Linked DNA regions of Homo sapiens: region 2 is linked to region 1. A link is a loop called in an ENCODE intact Hi-C map of the cell type or tissue named here. Cell type or tissue: prostate gland. All regions are shown on one strand. Region 1 overlaps SELENON (selenoprotein N). Region 2 overlaps RHCE (Rh blood group CcEe antigens).

Region 1 (8,000 bases):
ACAGTCCCGAAGCCTGATGAAGTCTGCACATCCACGCCTCCTGCTGGTTGCTCCCGGGGCCCCGAGGTGCCTGGGCCCTGTGGGGTCTGAGTGGGGGTGCCTACCACGGTGCCATTGGGCAGGCAGATCATCATCTCCACGGGGAAGCTGTACTTCTCCAGGTGCAGGCCAGCCAGCTTCTGGTGGGACGAGTTCTCCTGGTTGTTCTGTGGGGACAGTTGCACACTCCTGATGCCGCGGCCCCCACCACTGTTCCGGACGCTCCTGTTCCTGCCACCTGCCCGCTCACCTGCAGTTCCTCCAGCTCCTTCACCAGGGACCAGGTGCTGATGAAGCTCTCGTTGAGCAGGGTGAGGATGGGCGAACTTTCCAGGACAGTCTCCCGGAGAGTCCGCCCTGAACCTGTTCAGGAAGACAGAAGGGTGAGGCGCCCCCACATCTTGCTGGGGTGCAATCTTGCTTTGGGGAGACCTCACGGGCTGCAGGACAGTCTCTGCACCCAAGTGAAATAACAGATTCAAAGAGCCTGAGGTAGAGTAGGTGCTGAATAAATGATAGTTGGAATTAACATCAATAATATACCAGCATCCTGGGCTGAGATTAGGGTTAGGGGTTCTACCTGGCCCTGGGGACTTGCAGACAGTGACAGCTTCTTAAATCCAATGAACGCTCTGTGTCCCAGGGCCTTCACACAGGCTGTTCCTCTACCTGGAACACTCCATCCGGTCACTTGAGAAACTCCTACTCATCCTTCAAAGTCTCAGCGTAAATATCACTGTCTTCACAAAGCCTTCCCTGACCCCCAGTTATACACTCTGGTGCCACTCTGGACTGTCCCCTGTAGAACACTCACCGTGCTTGTACTGACTCATTTGGTGTCTGCCTTTGCACTGTGTCTCCCCCTTTGAGGGCAGGGACCCCTTCTGCCTTCCTCACTGTGGGACGCAAGCACCCAGCCCACTGCTGCACTGACGGTTGACGGGGTGAGGGTGGGGCACTGTTTTGTTCATCTTTGTGCCCACTGCCAGACACCCAAAGGACGTTGCATCTAGGGGGCCTCTGGTGAATTTCCTGAATCAATTAACACAAGCCCAGCCTCTGGCCCGATTTTTTCTCTTACACGTATATAACACTTTACAGTGTATGCGGCACTTTCACCTCCATGTCCACAGCTATGAGAGGTAAGTGTGTTATCCCCTCTTACTATTGAGAAAACTGAGGCTCACAGAGGGGAAGACACTTGGTCAAGGTTACCAAGCTGACAATGGCTGAGTTTGAACCCAGTCTGCCAGGGCCCTTTCTTCAGCATCTGGTAGCTCCCTCTGGGCTCAGCACAGAAACCCCCAAGCCCTCACCCCACGCCCCTACCATGGGCAGTCCCTGAGGCCCTCACAACTCAACAGAAGAGTCCCATTGGTCTCAGAGCCTCTGGTACCCCACAAGGTGTGGACTTTCCCACTGCTCCCCTTAGATCCAGCCGGGCCCCTCACCTCAGCAGGACTGGTCATCCAGGGCCCCCCACAGCAGGATTGAGTGCACCAGCTTGTTCTCAGCCTTGGCTCGGTCGAAGGCCTCAGTGAACGGCAAGTAGGAGACCTGGGGCCACACCGAGACAGAGCGAAGCCATCATCAAAGCGGCCAGGGTCCCACTCGGGCTGAGTCTGTAGTGTGTGCAAGTGTGTGTGTGTGTGTGTGTGTGTGTGTGTGTGTGTGTGTGTTTGTGTGTAGGCATATATATTTGTGTGTATGTCTGTGTATATGTACATTTGTATGTGTATATATGTTTGTGTATGTTTGTATATGTGTGTATGTGTGTGTGTATATATATGTTAGTGTGTGTGTTTGTATGTGTGTGAAGTGGGTGCTACTAAGCCAGGGGATGGATGTCTCCTCCAAGTTCTATTTATTATTATTATTTTCATTTATTTTTTATTTTGAGATGGAGTCTCACTCTGTTGCCCAGGCTGGAGTGCAGTGGCGCAATCATAGCTCATTGCAGCCTTGAACTCCTGGGCTCAAACAGTCCTCCTGCCTCAGCCTCCCCAAAGCTTTGGTACTACAGGTGCGTGCTACCACCACCCCCAGGTAATTAAAAAAATTCTTTTGTAGATATGGGGTCTCGCTATGTTGCCCAGATTGCTCTTGAACTCCTGGCCACAAGTGATTCTCTGCCTCAGCCTCCCAAAGTTTTGGATTATAGGCATGAGCCATTGCACCTGGCCTCTTCCTCCAAGTTCTGAATGGCAGCGGGGAGGCCCCGCTGGCACAGCTGGGCCCAACAGTGAGACAGCCTCAGTAGCAAGCCCTGCACACATACCAGCGTCTGTGCCCAGCTGCTGCTCCACAGCTCCCAGCCTCTGCCCATGCAGCCTGACCCTGGCCTTCACCCCTGCCCAGCCTCACCTTCTTGAAGGGGTACATGGCCACCTCCAGGCGCCGGGCAGCCTCCTCCCAGCTCAGCTCCTGCTGCCACTTGATCTCCTCAAACACAAACTGCAGGGGCTCCCCTGAAGGCAGGTGGCTGTCGATCATGCTGCCATCCTCATCCAGGATCACGGAGGGCACAGAGGGGCCCGTGGCCTCCAGCTCCATCTGGGCCAGAGGTCAGTGGTAGGGGGAAGGCTCAGAGATGGGCAAGAATCCTCAGGGGCTCCCCTAGAGACCCTCCAAAATGCTCCACTCATTGCAGAGGGAGGGCGGGGCCCTGCAGCCGAGCCCACCTGGATGGGAGCCTCCTGTGCGCTCACCTGGGGTATGTAGCCGATGTCCACCTCCATGTTGCTGCTTTCACTGGCCCCGTAAAGCCACTCCATGTCCACATTCAGAGACCTGGGATGGCCAGGGCAGAGTGACACCATCATCAAAGCCCATTATCTGTGTCACACTTTATCTCACATAATACCTGCAACTGTCTCCACTTTCCAGATGAGGACACTGAGGTTTCTCAAGGTGAACACCTGCTCTCAGAGCCACTGGGATTCTGGCTGCAGAGCCCTGGCCCTCTTCCCCACCAGGCTGCCCCTTCCTAAGGCACTGGAGCCACTTCACCATCCGCCAGCCCTGCCCCTCGCAATTCACAAAGGGCCTGCACAGCCATGGCCCGTGTACTCTCCAGGACCCTTTGAAGCAGAGAGATGGCCAGTGCCTCAAGGCGGGTCACAGGGTGGGGCAGGAATGAAAACGAGCACCGTGGTCCCTGCACAGGCCTCTGGCGGGCAGCAGGAAATCTGAGCCGAGCAGTGCAATCTGCAGATCCGCCGCACGAGGGAGCCCCAGCACTGGCAAACCACCACCTCCGCAGCAGGGGGCACAGAGGGCAGAGCTAGGTAACCCCCGGGGGTCAGCAGTCCCTGGTGCCTGGTCCTCAGACATGAGCCCAGGAACAGCTGGTCCTGGAGCTGGCCACTGCCTCTCTCCTCCTGTCCCATACAGTCCAGGCCCCCTCCTCAACAACCCTGCGATGGAGGCAGGTGTGCCCAGCCCTAGGTGAGCAGATGGAGGGCTTGTGCCCTCCTCTTCCTTTTCCCTTTGACCGGGAAGCCCCTGCCCTTCCCACTCTGGGGAGGGAGGGAAGCCACCCCCACTCCTAGGGGCAATTTTCTCTTCCCATGTTATCCCGACCATCCTCTCACGCCTGCCCTGTGGGTGAAGTAGGCCAGGAGTCAGTCTCCCATCCGGCAGATGAGGAAACAGGCCTACAGAGGGCCAGGGCCTTGCCCACAGCCACACAGCCAATGGGTTCCACAGCAGAGACTTAACTGCAGACCTCCTGGCTCCCAGCCAGGTCTCATCCCTGTAGAGCGGTCACTCAGGCCCACTCGGTGGCCACTTGCTATCAGTTAGGAATCTGGACAAACTTGAAGCCAGGGCCTCCGGGGTCCTCTACTCTGCTGACAGGTGGCCAGCCCTGAGGAGGTGAGGCAAGCAGGTGGCTGGTGTAGCACCGTCCCGGAAGCCCCTCTGGGGCTCTGCAGCAGTGGAGGGCCTGCCCTTGGCCTTTGGATGTGCTGTTCCTCTGCCCAGCAAAACCCTCAGAGCCCTGATCTCTGCTGAGATGACCTTTTTCTTCTGGGAAGCCTTCCTGGACCCCACAGCTGGGTCCCTGCCTAGCTGCTGGCCTTCCTCTTGGTGGCGTGCACAGGCTGCGGTTACAGCTCTGCCTGGGGCCTGTCAGCAGTATGAGGGCGGGGAGGCCCAGCTTCAGGAAGGGTCTGCGGACTGCTGCACTGGGTCCCAGGCACAGAGGTGGAGGGCCAGGCCACGGGTGCCTGGGAAGAGCTGGTGGGTGATCAGCTCATTCTCTTGCCTGCCTCATGCCGCCTCCTGCCACGTCAGCCCCATGAGATGGGCTCTGGGGAGCAAAGGAAGGGGCAGAGACAGAAGAGGCCCCTAGGCTCCTGGAGCTGGGGAGCAGGACAAGCTGTAGGAGGGAGCCAAGGCTGGGCCAGGGTCAAGCTCCCACCTGTGGTTGGGCACGAAGAGCCGGAAGTCGCGGACGTGGGTGGCGTCTTTGGAGAGGATGATGTGGCCGGTGAACTGAGCAGGGGAGAACCAAAAGGGGAAGTCGGGCGGCTCACTGAGCTGGAACTCGGCATGGATCCTGTGGGGAAGGGGATCTGCTGCACCAGAGCTGCCCACCTTCTCCCCAGGAGCCCGGGAAGCCTTGGCCAGAATCATCAGGGAGAGGAGGCTGAGTGTGGGGGTGGAGGTGGATGGGCCAGTGGGCAGCAGCGAGGCTCTCCAAATGCTGCTCATCCTTCGAGGCCCGGGTCACATGCCCCTCCTCTGGAAGCCCTGCCTGGACCCCCTCCCCCAGCCTTCACAGCTTCTGGAGGGCATGTGTGACTGGGTGTCCTTCCCACTTCTGTGTGGATGGCACAACCATGGCTACCAGCCCCGTGCCAAGCAAGTTCCACAACTTTTCTTTCTGAACCCTCACGTGCCTTACGAGGAAGTCATCAGCACCCGGATCCACAGGTGAGAAAACTGAGGCTCAGAGAGCCAAAGCTGCTTGCCCAAGACGGCAGTGGGAGGAGAGGTGGAGCTGGGGGGCTCAAGCTGGGCCCTCCCCTCTGGGCGCTGTACCGTCATGCCTCCCCGGTGCTCCAGGCCAGCCAGTGTGGCCCACTCACCGGAACATCACAGTGTAGTAGAAGTCGCTGATGGCAGTCAGGCAGGCCACAGCTCCCTGAGGGGCAAAGCGGGTCTTCACAAAGGGCCGAGGGTGGAACATGCTCAGGAGCCGGTGGATGATGACCTGGGGGCGGCGGGAGGCACGTACTGGCTTGCTGGGTCCCGCTGGGCCTGGATCCGCTGGGGTGGGGGTCAGCCCAGACCCGACGGCCCAGGGGCCCCATGGGGAGGGGGCAGGTCCAGAGGAAGGCAGGAGAGCAGGTGGAGCAGGCCTGGCACTGGGGTCCAGGCGCAGACAGAGGGGTGGCCACTCCTGGGCTCGGGCGGAGGGGCCCCACGTCGCACCCCAGCTGTCCTCACCTCCTTGCCCTTGGGCGGCGGTGGATAGAAGCGGTTGTTGGACAGGTAGCCAGTGAACATGCTCAGCTCACTGGGGATGATCCACCAGGGCTCACCCAGCTCCTGGCCTGGCGGGGGAAGGAAGGGCTGGAAGTGGCGGGTGGCAAACACTGCACTTGGTGAGGCGGCGGCTGTCCAGTTTCGGAGGCCGGACAGGGCGAGGCGGGAGACCTGGGGCGGGGGAAAGCAAAGCTCCAGGAATCTGAGAACCTGACTCCGGGGTCTCCTGTACCATGTGGGTGGAGGTCTCCCTCAAGCCCCGAGCCAGCCCACACCAAGGGAGCAGATGGACCCCAGGGAGGTTCCTGCCCTTATGATGGCCACAAGCTTAGCAATATCCCGCCAGAGAGAGGCTCCTCTCCCTGCTGCAGTGCCTCTGCAGCCCACCCAGGCACAGCCCACCCAGGCACAGCCCACCCAGGCACAGCCCACCCAGGCACAGCCCACCCAGGCGCAGCCCAGGCCAGAGCAGCTCGCTCGAGGGCAAGGTTGGAATGGGGATGGTGGGGCTCTGTGCCTCACATAGTCCCACCTCCATCCTATGCATAAGCCCATGGGCCAGCCTTGGGTGCCACCACCCTGCCTGGCTTCCCTGGCCCTCCAGCAGCCCTACTCTCCCTCCCCAGTCTCCTCTCCAAGTCTCCTCCCAGGGACTAATGTCCCACTGGCCAGCTCAGGGTTTCGGTTTGGAGCTAAGTCCGATGAGGGTGGTGGCCAATCATGTTTGAGGTGAAATCTCTAGGGTCAAGAGCAGGATGAGACCACAGGGAAGGGGAAGGAAGGCCACCCCCAGAAGGGCCCTGCCTTAAGTACAGCCTGCCCCACCCTGGGCAAAAGGCCTTCCCTAAGCCCGAGTCCTCATCGGTGACCTGCCTCGCCTCTGTCTGACAAGCTGATGGCTCGGAGAGGACGCTCAGAGACCACAGAGCTGTCTACACGTCGGCCAGCATTTGGGGAACAGCAGATTCCCTCTTCTGTCGCCACCTCCCTGGCAGCAGGAGCTCAGGCTTGGTGGGAGGTAGGAGGAAAGCAGGCAGGGAGCTCCCACAGAGACAGATTTAACAGGCGGTTCTCAAGGCAGAGCTGGCTGTGCCGGGCCAGGCCGAGCCCGCCTTCCTGGGTCCTGCTTGTAGGCTTGCCACCCCCTGCAGGGGACCTGCCAGCGATGGGTGCTGGGCTTGCTGGGGCTCTGCTCGGGGGCCAGGGCTAGGGGTGCTGCTCCTGCCTCACCCCAGTTCTTGTTGTCTGTGCGGACTTATCTGCTCAGACCAGCCCATCACTGCCAAATCCATGGAGATGGGTTCCCCATCTCCTTTTGTGGAAGGTCAGACCGGTTTTGACCACTTCCTGGACTCCTGCCTATCTGCTGCACTGTCTCCTTGGCTGAGAAGAACACGTTTATTCATTTGTTCATTCCACAAAATGTTTTATGCACCTACTGTATAGGAAGTTTCTATCAGGGTACACTGTGCACCCTGTCTTCTTGGAGCTTATAGTGGGAGACGGCAAGTAAACAGGACCCAAAACGGGCAATGCCCTTCCCTGTGAGCTCCTCCTTGGAATTTCTGTCCCTCCCTGAACCTGCAGCGATGAGGTTAAGAAAGGGGCTCCCGGCCGGGCATGGTGGCTCACACCTGTAATCCCTATAATCCCTGTACGCCTATAATTCGGGAGGCCGAGGCAGGTGGATCACGAGGTCAGGAGATTGAAACCATCCTGGTCAACATGGTGAAACCCCGTCTCTACTAAAAATACAAAGAAATTAGCCGGGTGTGGTGGTGGGCACCTGTAGTCCCAGCTACTCGGGAGGCTGAAGCAGGAGAATAGCTTGAACCCGGGAGGCGGAGCTTGCAGTGAGCAGAGATCGCGCCACTGCACTCCAGCCTGGGCGACAGAGCGAGACTCCGTCCCAAAAAAAAAAAAAAAAAAAAGAAAGGGGCTCCCCAGCACTGCTTCCCTGGGCTGGGCCAGGTGGCAATTCCGCCACAGGTGCCAGCCTCAAGGTCATTCCCAAGTTTCTTTTGCCATGTGGCTGCCAGGCTCTAGAGTTGGGCACTGCCAAGGGGCTGCTGCTGGGCAGCAGACATCCAACATCCCCTGGGGACCTCAACTTCAACATGTGCAGACTGACCTCATTCTCTATCCCCTACTCCCTCCCCGCCTACAGTCCCCATCTGGGCAAGCAGCCCACCATGCCCCTGGTCACAGCCAGAAGCCTGAGTCATCCAACTCCTGCCCACCCACTGTCCATGAGGAGCCGCTCCCTGCCCTTCCTTCCCCAGCATCCTCCAGGCTGCCCTTACTCTCCATCTCCTCCGTCTCCCCTCCAGAACTGGTCTTCTTGCCTCCCACTTCTCCCCATTCTACACATGCCCCGTCCCTGGCCTGGAGAGCCCAGGTCTGATGAGAAAGCTGTCTTATTTAAAATCTGCACGATATTCAGCCACCATAGAATGAAGGCCAAAGGC
Region 2 (8,000 bases), 410 kb after region 1:
GGTTCCAGAAGATCTGGGATATTGCCCCCTCTCTGTCTAGCACCAGTGCTGTGCAATATTTAGGACATCCTTATGCTAAAAGATTATTCATTGTTTAAAATTCAAATTTAACTGGGCATCCTGTATTTTACTGGACAGCCCTACTCTGTGTATCACAAGGAATCCAGGCCTACATTCCTCCTGCATCCTTTCTTTCCTGTTATTGTCGATTATGATTTTGTAAAGTTACATAATCAGTATAAGTTTATGGAAAACGTAAGAAGGAAACACGTTAGACAGAGAGAAATAGACATGCCACACCTAGAGAGACATTCTATTTTTTTTTTTTCTTTTTTGAGACGGAGTTTCGCTTTTGTTGCCCAGGCTGGAGTGCAATGGCGCTATCTCGGCACACCACAACCTCAGCCTTCTGGGTTCAAGCGATTCTCCTGCCTCAGCCTCCTGAGTAGCTGGGATTATAGGCATGTGCCACCACACCTGGCTGATTTTGTATTTTTAGTAGAGATAGGGTTTCTCTGTGTTGGTCAGGCTAGTCTCAAACTCCTGACCTCAGGTGACCGGCCTGCCTCGGCCTCCCAAAGTGCTGGGATTACAGGCATGAGCCACCGCGTCCAGCCTGAGAGACATTCTCTTGAAAAGAAAGGACTTTCAGCCCCCTAAAGCTACTAGACAAGAAATAGCCATGCCTTTATTTTCATTAAATTACCTGTGCTTTGTTTAGATGCCTTTGTGTGAAATGCTAAGAACCATCACAACTAATGTATGGTGCCAGAAGTCAGAATAGTGGTTACCTGGGCAGGAGGTGGATATTGATTAGGAAGGAACACAAAATAGCCCCATGGGGTGCAGAAAATGTTCTCTGTGTTCACCTGGGTGATGATTACACATCAAGCTATACACATTTTAAAAGGGCATTGGCACTTAATAGAAGGAACTAGGCTAAATTTTTTCCTGAAACATTGTTTTGTTTTGTTCAAACCTCTGAATCTCTCAGCTCCCCAGATGATGGTAAACGTCATCCTAGGCATCTTAGGGACCTCTCAAGGCCTCTCAAGGCCATTCCAGCCTCCCCTTCTAAGACCCTGCTAAACCTCTGGGCACTGCTGTTAAACATTTCTCTATGAGCCAGGAACTGTGCTGAGCACTCCACAAATATTATTTTGTTTAACTCTTCCAGGTAGGGATCTAACCTGGTATACAGGTAAGGAAGTGGAAGCTCAGAGAGGGCAAGGCACTTGCCTAGGGCCACACAGCTAAGTGGTGGAGATGGCTCTAACTTTTTTTTATAACCTTTTCCACATGCTCCAGAGTGGTCAGAACATGAAACACAGTCTAGCCAGCTCCTGACTGGCCCTAGAGGAAAAAAACTGTATGTATTTTTCTTTTTTAAAAGGTTTAGAGGCTGGGCATGGTGGTTCACGCCTGTAATCCCAGTACTTTTGGGAGCTGAGGTGGGCAGATCACTTGAGCCCAGGAGTTTGAGACCAGCCTGAGCAACGCAGTGAGACCCTGTCTCTGCAGAAAATAGAAAAATCAGCTAGGCGTGGTGGTGTGCACCCACAGTCCCAGCTACTTGGGAGGCTGAGGCAGGAGGATCACCTGAACCCAGTGAGGCTGAGGCTGAGTGAGCCATGATCGTGCCACTTTACTCCAGCCTGGACAACAGAGTGAGACCCTGTCTCAAAAAACAGTTTTAGGGGCCGGGCGCGGTGGCTCATGCCTGTAATCCCAGCACTTTGGGAGGTGGGGGTGGGCAGATCATGAGGTCAGGAGATGGAGACCATCCTGGCTAACTCGGAGAAACCCTGTCTCGACTAAACATACAAAAAATTAGCTGGGCGTGGTGGCGGGCGCCTGTAGTCCCAGCCACTCGGGAGGCTGAGGCAGGAGAATGGCGTGAACCTTGGAGGCGGAGTTTGCAGTGAGCCGAGATCGTGCCACTGCACTCTAGCCTGGGCGACAGAGCGAGACTCTGTCTCAAAAAAAAAAAAACCAAAAACAACAGTTTTAGGCCAGGCGCGGTGGTTCATGCCTGTAATCCTAGTACTTTAGGAGGCCTAGACAGATGGATTACCTGAGGTCAGGAGTTCGAGACCGACCTGAGCAACATGGTGAAATCCTGTCTCTACTAAAAACACAAAAATTAGCTGGGCATTGTGGCAGGCACCTGTAATCCCAGCTACTTGGGAGGCTGAGGCAGGCGAATCACTTGAACCCGGGAGGCGGAGGCTATAGTGAGCCGAGATCGCGCCATTGCACTGTAGCCTGGGCGACAGAGTGAGGCTCCGTCTCAAAAACAAAACAAAACAAAAACCATCTTAGAGTTAATTCCCACCGGGATTCAATACACACACACACACACACACACACACGCACGCACGCACGCACGCCCGCATACACACACTGCATCCACCTGGAAAGTGACAAAGGGCACCCTGGGGGGAATTCAAATGGTGGTGGCCCTGGTTTGGTGTTGCTGCCTTAGCTTAAGGTCACACCAGCCTTCAGCCTCCTGCCCCACAGTCTAGGGCTGCTCCCTTCATCTGATGTCCACAGGGACCTGTTCATTCTTGACTCAATCCAGGAAGATGAGAAGGGAGAGAAGTCACTCGCAGCCTGAGTGAACTCCCTTGCTCCACCCCTGACTGCTTGGATCCCCCTAGGGGTGACCCCTGCTGAAACTGGCTCCTTCCTGACCGGTTCCCGTCAGGGCTGTGCTGATGGGTGGTGCCCAGGCCTGCCCCTGGGGACGGGGTACTCTCCCTTGGCAACACTCCAGCTTGTGCCACTTGACTTGGGACTGATTTGGTTCTGTTTTGAGTCCCTTCAGGGGAGGGGCCTATCTTATTCAACGTTGTTGTTTGTTTTCCTCACATACTGATAACTTAGCAAATGGCTATTGGAACAAAAATGAAAATAAATGGAACCCTGAAGTGGGATGTTTTAAATTTTTATTTATTATTTTTTTAGAGACAGGGTCTTGCTCTGTTGCCCAGTCTGGAGTGCAGTGGTACAATCATAGCTCACTGCAGCCTCTGCCTCCTGGGCTCAAGTGATCCTCCCACCTCAGCCTCCTGAGTTAAATTTTTTTACAGACGCCTGCTACCATGCCCGGCTAATTTTTGTGTTTTTAGTAGAGACGGGGTTTCACCAGGTGGGTCAGGTTGGTCTCGAACTCCTGACCTCAAGTGATCCACCCGCCTAGGCCTCCCAAAGTACTGGGATTACAGGCGTGAGCCACTGTGCCCGGCCTAAAACTGTGTTTGAGACAGGGTCTCACTCTGTTGTCCAGGCTGGAGTGAAGTGGCATGTTCATGGCTCACTCAGCCTCAGCCTCACTGGGTTCAGGTGATCCTCCTGCCTCAGCCTCCTAAGTAGCTGGGACTATGGGTGCACACCACCACGCCTAGCTGATTTTTCTGTCTTCTGCAGAGACAGGACCTCACTGTGTTGCTCAGGCTGGTCTCAAACTCCTGGGCTCAAGTGATCTGCCCACCTCGGCTCCGAAAAGTACTGGAATTACAGCCTCCTGAGTAGCTGAGACCACAGGCACACACCACCACGCCTAGCTTTTTTTTTTTTTTTTTTGCTTTTTGTAGAGATGGAGTCTCACTATGTTGCCCAGGCTGGTCTCAAACTCCAGGCCTTAAGCAATCCTCCCACCTCAGCCTCCCAAAGTGCTAAGATTACAGGTGTGAGCCACCATTCCTGGCCTTAAAAGTGTGATATTTTTAATGTATTTTGAAATCTGCAGGACTCTCCCTAGAAGATAATAGCAATAACCAACTCCTTTATTGTGCTTGACGTATATCAACTCACTTTGCCCTTACCGTGGCTCCAGAGGCATTGGGTCCACCTTATAAATGGAGGCACCAAGGCACAGAGTGATTAAATAAGTTGCCCAGGATCACACAGCCAGAAAGTGTCTGAGTCAAGATTCCAGCCCAGGCAGCCTAGACCTGAGAGCACGCTCCTAACCACTGCACATCACTGTCTTAGCACCTCCTCAGCACAAACTGGCCCTTGAGGAATGAAATACCGCCGCCGGCACACACGCTCCTGAGTTAAGCCTTTGTCAATGAAATGAACACCCACTTAAAAGGAATAACCTGTCCAGGCACGATGGAACATTGAATAACCCCTTATTCTAAATTCCTGGTCCCTGTAAGACTCCTTCCCCATGCCCTTGCCCTTTTATGACCTTCCCCTAAAGTCCTTGAGGCTTAAGCGGGCATAGTCTGCAGCAAACACTGGGGAAGCTGAGTCCAGACTTCAGAGCACAGGCTTTGGATCTAGGCCAGCTGGATTTGAACCTCACATTTGTGATCAGCTGGCATGACTGTTTCCAAAAAGTCCATTTTAATCCTCTACGTGACCCTCTGTAAAATGGGGATACTGAACGGTGAGCTAGCACGATTTTACAGAGAGTGAATTTTTTTTTTTTTTTTTTTTTGTGAGACAGAGTCTTACTCTGTCGCCCAGGCTGGAGTGCAGTGGTGCAATCTCGGCTGACTGCAACCTCTGCCTCCCGGGTTCAAGCGACTGCCATGCCTCAGCCTCGAGAGTGGCTGGGATTACAAGCATGCACCACCATGCCCGGGTAATTTTTGTATTTTTAGTTGAGACAGAGTTTCACCATGTTGGCCAGGCCACTCTTGAACCCCTGGCCTCAAGTGATCCACCTGCCTTGGCCTCCCAAAGTGCTGGGAGTACAGGCATGAGCCACTGCGCCCAGCCTTATAGGGTTAAAATTTAAAAGAGGTGATGCTGTTACAAGCCTGTTTTACAAAATGCTCTTATAATAAATCATTATCATCACTGTTGCTGTGGTTGTAGCATCATCATCATTAACTCCCAGAGGGAGGAGGGAGTCTCAGAGCAAGCTGCTCAGGGGAGACTGGATGTCCATGGATTGTCCAGCTCAGTACCACTTCCTCCAGGAAGTCCTCCCTGATAAGTCCAGTCAGCATCACCCTCTCCTTCCAATGAACCCCACTAGCCTTGTGATATCACAGATATTCTTAGTTGACAGGCTCATGGTGTATGTAGCCTGTCTAGATCATAAGTACATTTTTTTTTTTTTTGGATCATAAGAACCTTCAAGACCAAAATAATTTTCTCCTCCTGAGCATGCTCATTGGTCAAGGGAAGGAAGGAATCGTAATAGTGTTAATAAGGCTAGTGTCTTTTCAGGAGTTGGTTCTTTGTGCCAGTCTTGGTGCTAGACACACCGATAGGAAGAATACTCCTTCACATCCCCAGGACACCAACATGGGATACGTTTGATCATCATTCTTAATTTGCAGAAGGAGAAATAGGCTCAGTGAGATGAAATAGCCACTCCAGTGGCAAGGCTGGGACTGGAAGCCGGGCTTGTCCTGATTCCAAATCCAGTTTCTTTCCACTGCCACGGAGAGGGAGAGAAGGGACAGTGGCCCCAGATGAGGATGGGGTGACTGGATGTGGGCAGGCCTGCGGGGGAAGAGTGCCCTCTGTTGAGCATCCGAATGATGGCAGCAGAAAAGAAGACTGGGCAGAATCCCAGTTATCAGATCCCCTGAGGGAACAGTCACCCCGATCACCCTCAGTCAGATGAGTGTGTGTAGATCAATGCCTCATAGATGAAGGCACTGAGGCACAGAGTGGTTAAGTCATCTGCCAGACCACATGGCTCAGGGTGCAGAGGCCACCTTAACGGGAGAAGAGATGGTCACTCCACTCTGCAGCATCAGCGCCCAGGTGGGTAGAAATCTTGTCTTCTATTTCCACAGAAAGTAAGGTGCCCAACAGTGTTTGTTGAATGAATGAATGAATGAATGAATGAGTGAGAGGCATCCTTCCTTCTCAGTCATCCTGGCTCTCCTTCTCACCCCCAGTATTCGGCTGGCCACCATGAGTGCTATGTCGGTGCTGATCTCAGCGGGTGCTGTCTTGGGGAAGGTCAACTTGGCGCAGTTGGTGGTGATGGTGCTGGTGGAGGTGACAGCTTTAGGCACCCTGAGGATGGTCATCAGTAATATCTTCAACGTGAGTCATGGTGCTGGGAGGAGGGACCTGGGAGAAAAGGGCCAAAAGCTCCATTTGGTGGGGCTTCCGGGGTTTTGAAAAATAAAGACAACCTGTAATCCCAGCTACTTGGGAGGTTGAGGAGGGAAGATCACTTGAGGCCAGGAGTTTGAGACCCGCCTGGGCATCATAGCAAGATCCTCATCTCTAAAAAGTAATTTTTTCTAAATTATCCAGTTGTGGTGGCATGCACCTGTAGTGTCAGTTACTCAGGAGGCTGAGGTGTGAGTTGGAAGGATTGCTTGAGCCCAGGAGTTAGAGATGAACCTGGGCAATATAGCAAGACCTCATCTCTAAATAAATAGGTAGGTGGATAGATAGATAGATAGATAGATAGATAGATAGATAGACAGACAGACAGACAGACAGACAGACAGACAGGCTGGGTACAGTGGCTCACACCTGTAATCCCAGCACTTTGGGAGGCCAAGGAGGGCAGATCACCTGAGGTCAGGAGTTCAAGACCAGCCTGGTCAACATGGGGGAACCTCATCTCTACTAAAAATACAAAATTTAGCTGCGCATGGTGGCAGGTGCCTGTAATCCCAGCTACTCAGGAGGCTGAGGCAAGAGAATCGCTTGAACCCGGAGGGTGGAGGTTGCAGTGAACTGAGATCGCGCCATTGCACTGCAGCCTGGGGGACAAGAGCAAGACTTCATCTCCAATAAAAAAAAAAGAAAAAAGAAAAGAAAAGATTGATAGATAGATAGATACCCAAATGAGGTTACAAAAGTGTGGTCTGTGCAAATGTTTAAACACAACAAACCAGTGCCTTTAACTACTACAGTATAATCCTGTAGGATTGTGCTATTCATGATGTAATTATGGTTGTATAAAAGTAATTAATTCTCAGAGCCTCACCAGCAGTGGGTCCAGCAAGTTTGTACAGCCAGCATCTTCTTTCAGTCAGTGCGTGTCAGTAACTGCACATGTCCTCTCATTGGGAGAGCCTGTCGAAAGTCTAAGTTTGAAGGCAGCTGTGAAGGTAAGGCCAATCCAAATGGCTCTCCCAGCTCCTCTGCTGTAACCCTGACCCTGAGTGAGGACATAGCCAACCTTCCCATCTCATAGGTGAGAAGGCTGATGCCTGGAGAGGGGAAGGGACTGCCCAAGATCACATAGCAAGATAGTGGCAGAACCCAAGCGAGAACCCACAGTTCCAGCCTGGCTTAGAAGAAAGTGCACTGGACTTGGAGTCAAAGGCTGGGGTGTGCATCCCAGCTCTGCCATAAATCCCTGTGTGACTCTGGGCAATTTAACCTCTTAGAGCTTTAGTTTCTTCGTCTGTAATATGAGGGTAGCAGTACTACCACATAGGGTTTTGAGGGAGTAATTGAATTAATCACATGAAATGATGCACGTTTACAAAAAAAAGCATGAAGCCCCTTTACTGTGCCTCAGTATCCCAAAGGACTTTGGATTTACTCTGAGAAATACAGGGAGAACTAGGGAGTGTTGGGCAGAGGAGAGCTATGATCTGACTTATGTTTTAAGATACTCTGGCTTCTGGGTTCAGAAAAGACTGAAGGGGCAAGAGAGGAAGCAGGTGGAGACCAGAGCAGCAGTGATGGCCATCATCCAGACTCAGACTAGGACAATAGCTGTGAGGGTGGTGGGAAGTGATTGGATCCTGACTATATTTTAATAGCAGAATTGACAGGATTTGCTGATAGACTGCACGTGGGGTGGGAGAGGGTCAAGATGACTTCAAGGTTCTCATCTGGCACAACTCAGCAGCTGCTGGTGCCATTTACTGAGATGGGGAACATTGGGGTGGGATAGATCTGGGAGGGAAAACCCAGAGTTCAGTGTCGAATGTGGTAGCGTTAGGGTTAAGGTTGGGGCGGGTAGAGATGTGTATGAAACATCCCAGTGGAGACACTGAATGGAGATGTACAAGTCTGAAGCTTAGTGGAAAGGTTAGGGCTAGGGA

Evidence for each region. Hi-C counts contacts between places; a loop is a spot of excess contacts. Peaks named below come from ENCODE experiments on the same cell type or tissue, not always from the same donor. Only the 100,000 strongest peaks of a DNase experiment are listed, where the experiment ranks them.
Region 2: it touches region 1 in a loop (4-fold over the local background); 14 of 110 quality-filtered maps call a loop at or near these places.

What each region holds. Positions count from the first base shown.
Region 1 is chr1:25,806,283-25,814,282 of GRCh38, reverse strand. It overlaps SELENON (selenoprotein N), which reads right to left. Exons shown (of 12, transcript NM_206926.2): 4 at 5,494-5,703; 5 at 5,133-5,257; 6 at 4,463-4,600; 7 at 2,748-2,829; 8 at 2,404-2,592; 9 at 1,491-1,596; 10 at 290-402; 11 at 105-206. Among named protein-coding and RNA genes, the nearest start is that of MTFR1L, 9.7 kb to the left of the region's middle. RefSeq lists an enhancer at 2,782-3,656. In prostate gland, a CTCF peak has its summit at 3,256 (motif pointing right); DNase peaks (open chromatin) are centred at 3,262 and 4,902; H3K27ac peaks cover 3,970 bases.
Region 2 is chr1:25,400,623-25,408,622 of GRCh38, reverse strand. It overlaps RHCE (Rh blood group CcEe antigens), which reads left to right. Exons shown (of 10, transcript NM_020485.8): 3 at 5,877-6,027. Among named protein-coding and RNA genes, the nearest start is that of RHCE, 16 kb to the left of the region's middle. In prostate gland, no CTCF peak of the experiment used is centred here; no DNase peak of the experiment used is centred here.